Linked DNA regions of Homo sapiens: region 1 is linked to region 2. Evidence: read pairs that join two places in POLR2A ChIA-PET (ENCODE). Cell type or tissue: K562. All regions are shown on one strand. Each heading gives the region's core, and the rest is flanking DNA. Links, peaks and the distances in the headings are about the cores only.

Region 1 (4,392 bases), core at 219-4,218, 55 kb before region 2:
AGACTCAGGGGGCAAGCATCCCCGCTCATAGCAGGGGCCCAGCTAAGCAGCTGCAGCCAGATTACAGTGGGGCACGGGAGGTGACAACAGCCAGAAGTACACAGCCCTGCCTAAATATTTCAGCAGGAAACCCAAATATTTAGATGGAGGAGAGGAAAAAGAATGCACATTTCAAAGCCAATCAAAGATGAGAGGGGAGGTGGGTGGTGTCTGCCTCGAGTGAGGGCCCAGCTCTGATCCCAGACCCTGGGTAACCATCATCCCAGGAGAATACCCATGAGACCATCTGGACGCAGGAATTCTCCAGAAAATTTTTAACCAAGGCCTGGGACAAGCCAGGACTGAGCAGAGCCCTGCTAGAAGAGAGAAAGAAGGAAACCGTCCCTATTTTTAGGTGTTGACCATCAACTGTTTTAGGTGGTTAATTTGCAGGACACAGAAAACAGTGGGTGACTGACTCCAGTAGGAGAAACTTGATGGGTTTTATCATGTTCCCTTGTCCCCATCTCCAGATTAGGAGCTCACTGCATGATGGGTCCTGCAGGGTGGTGTCAGGGACAGAGTACACAGAGGAACTGGGTACAGGAACAGCAGTTAATACGTAGCCAGTCACCTGTTACATGTGCCAAACACACTAACATGTTAACATAGACCCTATGGGCATGACGGACATACCGTACTATTATCCCATTTTGCAGATGAGATGACTAGCTCAATGAAGTCACACAGCTCAGTATCCTGAACTCTTAGCCCCATGCACCCTAAGACTCTGAGGACACCACATATGCCCTGCACTTTCTCGCCTCTATGCTTTGCTCCCTGCTTTGCCCCACCTTCAAGGTAGCCTCACATAGAAGAGAATAGTTCACAGTGTGAGCTCTGGGTTCAAAACCTCATCCTTCCACTTCCTAGCTACATAGCCTCAGACAAGTTATTCAATCTCTATGGTCCATTCTGTTGCTTCTACTGTGAGGTCGAGCTGATCACAGAATTTACTGCAGAGGGTGGCTGCCATGATTCAGTGAGATGATGCACATCAGTGGCTCCCACAGCCTGTGGCCCCCACAGCCTGTGGCCAAGTAAGTGCTTGTAACTATTGGTTGCCCAAGCCTGTCACTCCCAGCCCCCGACTCCACCTCCACTTATGGACAAGACCGAAGCTTCCAAGTCAACAAGAGGGATTCAATCTCAGTCCTCTATCCAACAGTGTAGACCTAGGCAAGTCACCTGGCCTCTGGTTTCCTGTCCAATGGGAATAGCAATACCTAGCCCACAAAACTGGTTCAAGGAGACACAGGTAACATCCCAGCCCAATGTCTGGCACCTGGTAGGCACTCCACAGAATGCTCACAGGGCTACTGCCCATGCCACTCACCCTCCAAGCCTGCCTTCTTCTAAGCGCAGAAGTAAAAATTCATCTCTCGCCCTGGTGCACACCTGGAGTCCCCAGGTGCACTTACCAACATCAATCTGGTAGCAGCTCCTTACTATTCTTCCTCCAGGTTAGGGGCCCCCTGAGGGCAGGGGCTGTGTTTTGTTTGGAGCCAGGTCTTCCACAGGCCAAGGAGTTTGGCTACAGGCCTCAGAAAACAGAAAATGAATCCCCCCAGCCCCTTCAACATTTGCCCATCTCTCCAGCCTCTTCCATCTACAACCCACCACTGAGCACTTTGGACTGTATTTCCTCTCATTTCACCACTGCGGCCCAATTATCTTTCCTCAGCTGCACTGATCTCCAGAGGGTTAAAGACTCTCCAATATCTGAGGTTTCATCAAGCACAGAAAGGATAGCCAGTAGGGAGGGCCCGTTCTGTGTTTCCAACTCCACTGTATCCAGGTCTCTGAGGTTCAGAGATTGGGATAACTGCTCACCAGAAGCCTAGAGGCCTTAGGCAGCTGAACAGAGCTACAACTGGAGCACACCACCCCCACTTCTACATAAAGGGATAGCGAAGATGCAATCTGGGAAGGTCACCAAACGGGAGACGGAATGTCTTTGGCTGGGCCAGGGACCCAGACCTGGACCTAAGGGGCTCGTAGTAGGAAAAGAACTAGAGTGTGAAGGTCAGTGGGTTTTTCTGGGGGCTGTAGGCAATATGAGCTTTCTGGGAAAACCCACACTACATCACATCAGCAGGAGAAAGGAAGGAGGGGGTGTCCTTATCAGAACACCCACAGAGTGAAGGGATCAGCCCACAGAAATGTCGTTATTTTAGAGTAGAATGTTCCACTTCTTTTAAGCTGTAAATGGCTGTGGAGGAAACTTTCTGAAATGTTGTTCCCTCCCCTACTTGAAAATTGCAAAAATTTGATGGAGTTCAAATTCCTTGGCAACCCAGAAGAGCTTAGTCATGTGACTCTCACCTCCCTGGCCTGTGGCTACAGCCTGTTGGGTCCATCCTGCAGAACACCTCCCCAAGGGCTATGGGCAAGAGACAGCCACCATCCCCATCCCTTTTCTAGTTCTTTAGAAGTTTGGTTGATACACACCCAGAAGTAGGAGCACTGCATCACTCAGTAGTTCTATTTTTAATTGAGGAAACTCCATACTATTTTTCACAGTGGTTGTACCACTGTACAAAGCAAAAGAAATACTATATGACTCCACTTAGGAGACATCTAAAGTAGTTAAGTTCACAGAAACAGAAAGGAGAATGGTGGTTCCCAGGGGCTGGGTAGAGAGGGAGAAGAATTGTTGTTGAAGGGGGTATAATTTCAGTTTTGCAAAATGAAAAAGCTCTGGAGATCTGTTTCATAATGGTAAATATACTTAACACTACTGAGCTGGGCTTTTAAACGTGGCTAAAATGGTAAATTATATGTTTCTGTGTTTTTTGCGTTTAAAAAATTCAGTTGACGTTCTCTCTGTTCTAGGAAGACCTTCCTGATTCTTTGTAATACCAATTAGATTCCCACCACACCTGTGCAGGGACCGCTCCATTGCAGCATAGGAATATCTGGGCATAGCAGAAATGGCAGCTAACACTTAGTGAGCATTTACGATGTGCCATACACTATTCTAAGCAAACTATGGTGTGGCTTCAGAGGCCACTCCCACAACCATCAGACATACTGCTTGGTTGGTGATTCCTTCAGCAACACCACCAAGGCCCCGCAGTGGCAGCTGGACAAAGATCCCTACTGAGGGCAGCACATCCTCTCTCTATGTACAGCCATACTTGGGAAGAACTGAACAGGCAAGGGTTCCTCTGCGTTATTCCAGAGGTCCCTGGGGACTCAATGAAATCTCAAAGAGATTCGCTTCCATCTTCTCCACTCCCTACAAGGAATATTGGAAGGAGGCAAACCTATTTCATGTGCTTTCCTATGGTCTCCTACCTCACTTCTCTGTACCACCCCAGTTCTGGCCAACTGGTTCTTGCAGCACCATGCAAATACAGCATCCCAATTTGGACAAAGACTGTCTTGGAGGCTCCACTCAGGGGCCTGGCTCCTCTGCTCCCCAAAACCTTGCACTTCTCTCCCTCCTCCCACCACCACCAACCACACACACAGTTCAGAGGCTGAGCCCAATCTGCCAGCAAACAGCCAAGTTCAAGATGAAAGCCTTTGGCCCGAGGTCAGGGCCAGCCAAGCACAGCATCCAAAACCGGGGGATTTTGTTTCTTCTAAACGCCAGACTATAAATAGGGCAAAACCCCAGGAAAATATTTAAAAGCAACAATCATCACCTCCTTTGCATCCCCCACCCCCACTGGAAACTTTCAACACTTGCTAATTTCTACCCTCAATAATTCTCTATTACTGTGCCATCTGTAATCATCCTAAGGGTTCTAGTCAAACGCTCAAAGCAATGTAATAAACATTTACTTTCACTGTTAAAAAACTCTAACCAGAGCAGTTAACTAAGGCAGACTAAGGCTTTTTTTTTTTTTTGGCTACCCTCAACTTTTGAGTGGAACATAAATAAGAAACAAGCCATTAGGAAGGGACCTCTTCAATTTCCTCTCAAAAAACCAGCTTATCCACTTTCCACTTCTGCAGTCCTAGCCAGTAAGAACTCAAGCTCGGACCCAAGGCTGTGGAGGCCTCCAAGATCCTCCATAACCAAAAGAGCTATTGTGTTCCTTTTACTTACAAAGGCGGTTAAGTGGACCAGTGCATTTCACAATTTCCAACAAGGCCTGAGACAAAGAGGGTGTTTATATTAACCCTCAACTTTCCAAAAAATTCAATGTACCCCATTCTAAGCATTTTGGCCACATGTAATTTTGTCATATATTTCATGGTTTTATTTTTCAAATCTGGGGAGCAGGATTGGTGTTAAAAGAGTGCCAGAACCTCAAAATTGGAACTAGCCTTACTACTTTGGACTGGAGTGTGTATAGACCAGTCCAAAGGGTCCAGAAAATGAAAGGAGGTACATATGGA
Region 2 (4,392 bases), core at 215-4,214:
TATCAGATGCTCAAGAACTCACCAATGAGTGACTGAATGGGACAGAGATCCCCAAGATAACTGACCACCTGGTGGGAGGCCAGTGACTGGATATGCTGACCTTGCTAGATGTTTCCAAATTGGGGTTCCCAGGGCATCCTTGAAGGCAGTGACAGAGGTGATAGAGCTGTTTGCAAGATTTAAATAGTCTCGTGGGATGTGTGCTTTTAGCTGAGAAAAGGCCACTCAGGTAAACTAAGAGGTGAGATCTTGTGCTTTTTGTGGGAATTATGTCAGGATAGTGCACTACTATGGAGCTATCTTGGGATGAGCAAAAGTTCCATCTGGCACTGACATATTAAAATGTTTTTCACTGGGCATCATGGAGACAGTGGAGAGGAATGGGAAGGTCCCATTCCTTTCCCATGGGAAAGTCCCATGGCTTTGGACTCCCCTGCCAGGTGTCATTAGGCAAATCAGCCTACATCTCTGAGTCTCAGTTTCCCCATCCGTAAAGTGGGATCTAGGAGTGTCCTCTGATGGGGCTGTAAAGACAATAATCTAAAGAACCCAGTATAGTGCCTTGCCCTGAGTGATTGGCAGCTACTGTTATTATCAGTTAGCATCTTTAGTTTGCACATTAAGACATTTTGACCCATGGAGTATAAGTGCCTTCAGGCTAGCTTGGCAGGGATTAGCTGAACTACCCCGAATGGACCAGGTCCAGACAGACGCTGTTAATTTTGAGAATAAGAGAAGGCTCCAACTCTGAGGCCACAGCAGACGGGCATGAAGTTGACGAAGTTCCTCTAGATTAAGGGACAGGTTGGAAGAGTAGGATTTGCAGAGAATCCTCAAGTTCCCAGCTTGGTGGGTGGTGGCAGGGAGGTGGAAGGACTGTCTGCACTTGTGGAATTAGGGTTTGGTCCATGTCCCAGGGATGTTCATGTATATCAGCCTGAAAGGTCAATACATGCAAATGATCTGATACCAGGATCCACCAGGAAGATGCACAGACCAGCCTTTCTATGGGTGCCCAAGGGGCTTTTAAGAAAGAAGACTGGTGGCTCACGCCTGTAATCCCAGAACTTTGGGAGGCCGAGGCAAGTGAGTCACCTGAGGTCAGGAGTTCGAGGCCAGCCTAGCCAACATGGTGAAACCCCATCTATAGTAAAAATACAAAATTAGCTGGGCATGATGGTACATGCCTGTAATCCCAGCTACTTGGGAGGCTGAGGCGGGAGAATCGCTTGAACCTGGGAGGCGGAGGTTGCAGTGAGCCGACATCATGCCATTTCACTCCAGCCTGGGCTACAGGGCGAAACTCCATCTCAAAAAAAAAAAACAAGAAAAAAAAAAAAAAAGAAAAGAAAACTGTTCCCTACACCCCTATGAGTCAGGGAGCTGCATATGAAGACTTTACACAGGCCATCTGGTCTCCTGGGAAATATACAGGTATGTTTCCGGTACGAAGACAGAGAGAAAGTGTGCCAAAGTGTTAACCAATAATTTATTCACTTAGGGAGTGGAATAATGAGCATTTCAAATTTTCTGCTTTACATTTTTGTTTGTTTTGTCTTCTGCAAATTTGCTTCTATGGCTTGATCATGTAGGTTGAGAGAGGGTGGAGTGGGCCAAGTCAACAAAAATGAAGACAGATAAAGAAAAAAAAAGACTGGATTATCCTCTGAGCCCAGTTAACCTGGGGGATGAGGCTCTAGACTCTGCACTTTGGTATAATGAACAAGAATCCTCACTGCCAGCTTATGGTTTCTAGTAAACAAGGAAGAGTCACTGCAAGCCTCCTCTCCAGGTGGGGGCAGGGATGGCCCATGAAGCCTGAATGAAGATCTCCTATTCTTATTTATTTTCCTCTTCCCTTCTGTACAAGGAAGGGAATATGGAGGTGAGACTCCCATTTCCCGCCAGGACAGCTCTCAGTGGAGTTGGAGGCTCAGAGAGAGCCCATAGGATAGGTCTCTCCTGTCTTACCCCAGGCCCAGCTCCTCACTCTGGGGAGGAAGGGTTTGGACACAGGGCCTTCAGATCATATAGTAAAGTTTGTGTTTGGCACCCTCACCTCTCTTTCCTGAGCTCTCTTCCTACTTCCATGCAAACCTCCTTGTCCCCCATTTAATTTAATGTTAAATGGGGGACAAACCTGTCCCCTAGGAAGTTTAATGTTCCTCCTGGCCCCCAGCCTTACATATTCCCAACTTGTCTCTTTCTCATCTCCAACCTCTCTTCCCACTTTTACATTTCCCTCACTGCCCTGTTCTGCGCTCTCTGTCAAGCATGCTGGCCACTAATTCATACTACAGTGTAAAGGGCCACCACTCTATAGTAACATTCATAAACAAGATACTTAGACAAGCAGTTTTGGCAATGGAAGTCAGTTAGAGGCACTATGATATGGTTTGGCTCTGTGTCCCCACCCAAATCTCATCTCGAATTGTAATCCCCATAATCCGCATGTGTCAAGAGTGGGACCTGGTGGGAGGTGATTGGATCATGGAGGCAGTGTCCACCATGCTGTTTTTGTGATAGTGAGTGAGTTCCCACGAGATCTGATAGTTTTATGTGTTTGACAGTTCCTCCTACTCTCTCTCTCTCTCGGCTGCTACCATGTAAGATCGTGCCTGCTTCCCCTACTGCCGTGATTGTAGCTTCCTGAGACCTCCCCAGCCATGCAGAACTGTGAGTTAATTAAACCTCTTTTCTCTATAAATTACCCAATTTCAGGCAGTTCTTTATAGCGGTGTGAAAATGGACTAATACAAGCCAGAACACAGTGCTGGAATCAGAAGGTCTGTCTTGAGTCTTGCATTTGCCTCTAAATCATTGGTTGACCTTGAACAAGTCATACCACCTTTCTGGGCTTCAATTTCCTAACCAGTGGAAATATAGAAGTTGTTTTTAAATTTTTTTTAAAGATTTAAGAGATTCTGTCACAAGATTCTGTCCCCATTATCTCATCTGATTCTCACACGAATCCTGCGGTTACATGGGCAGGAACCCTATTATTCTATTTGTCTTTCAAAATTGGGCTCAGATAAGCCTCTCTCCTGTACACCATTTCTTGACCCTCCCCACAAGTTAATCATTCTATCCTGGGGGTGGCCTCTGAAGCTGGCAATAGCTCTTGTGGTTCTACTCAACCCCCTCAATTTGCATCCAGGGCTGTGACCCCTTATTGTCCATTCGGGTGTCCAGGGCCTGGCACAAATAGGGCCTCGATGGCCATTGTAGGAAATGTTGAAGGACACCAACTCATATTGATGGGGCAGACTGCCATCCAGATCCTGACCTCCACCGTGTTAGCCTGTCTTCCACCGTGTTAGCTAGCCCACCCTGCTGGCCTCGAAACTCAGTAGGTAGGTGTGTCTTGATCATGGTCTCTAATCATAGTATTGAGAAGGAAAGATCAAAGGGTGGAGCCCTGAGCACCCTCAGTAGAGGCTGTTGCCCTCAGGACATCACACAGATGGTTCAAACACAGAAGAACTTCCAAATTACCTGCTCTGCCTGGGGCTGAATGTCATCATCTTATAAGTGCCTGTCCCAGGGCTGGCACCCAGTGGATGCTTCTCTGATGCCAAATGCTAGTTCTCATCTCTATTCTTTCCCTACCAGGTGAATCAGGCAGAGGGGAGATCCTAAGTAGGTTTCTTTTTCTTTTTCTTTTTTCTTTTTTTTTTGACACAGAGTCTCAGTCTGTCACCCAGGCTAGAGTGCAGTGGTGCGATCTCAGCCTCGGCTTACTGCAGTCTTCACCTCCTGAGTTCAAGTGATTCTCCTGCCTCAGCCTCCTGAGTACCTGGGACTATAGGCACGTGCCACCATGTCTGACTACTTTTTGTACTTTTAGTGGAGGTGGTGTTTCACCATGTTGGTCAGGCTAGTCTCAAACTCCTGACCTCAAGTGATCCATCCACCTCGGCCTCCCAAAGTGTTGGGATTACAGGTGTGAGCCACCACACCCGACCTAAGTGGGTTTCAATATGCACTGTTTATGGCTAAGCAGAGGGTCCTGGCACCACCTATTTCCCCAGCACCTGTAGCATTTTGTAACTTATCCAGAGGGCTTGTTTCTCGTGCCCGAAGTTCAGGTGGCCTTCTCCTTGGGAGCACTTTCGAGGGTGGAGGGTGTGGCAGCAGCTGGGTCACTGGCAGTGCGGTGAGGGAAAACAAGGGTCTGGAGCTGGGCAGTTCCGACTCCACCACACGCTGGCTGTGCCAGCTGGGCAGGTCTCTGCCCCTTTCAGGCCCCAATGCCTTTCTCCTGAAAGATGGGGATAATAACAGTAGCTACCTCATTGGGTTCATAAGAGGACTAGGTGATAAAATGTTTGTGAAGTGCCAGGTAGAGTAACCTAGAATCATAATTTTTATGATTATCTCCAAACACCGTTG

What was found. Peaks named below come from ENCODE experiments on the same cell type or tissue, not always from the same donor. Only the 100,000 strongest peaks of a DNase experiment are listed, where the experiment ranks them.
Region 1: POLR2A ChIA-PET joins it to region 2 with 9 read pairs; 4 of 35 experiments call an interaction of 5 or more read pairs at or near these places.

What each region holds. Positions count from the first base shown.
Region 1 is chr6:39,220,204-39,224,595 of GRCh38, forward strand. All of the region lies in intron 1 of KCNK5 (potassium two pore domain channel subfamily K member 5), which reads right to left. Among named protein-coding and RNA genes, the nearest start is that of KCNK5, 7.1 kb to the right of the region's middle. In K562, for the core only: no CTCF peak of the experiment used is centred there; DNase peaks (open chromatin) are centred at 2,148 and 3,063; H3K4me3 peaks cover 2,163 bases.
Region 2 is chr6:39,275,007-39,279,398 of GRCh38, forward strand. No RefSeq gene overlaps it. Among named protein-coding and RNA genes, the nearest start is that of KCNK17, 37 kb to the right of the region's middle. In K562, for the core only: no CTCF peak of the experiment used is centred there; no DNase peak of the experiment used is centred there; H3K27me3 peaks cover 1,064 bases.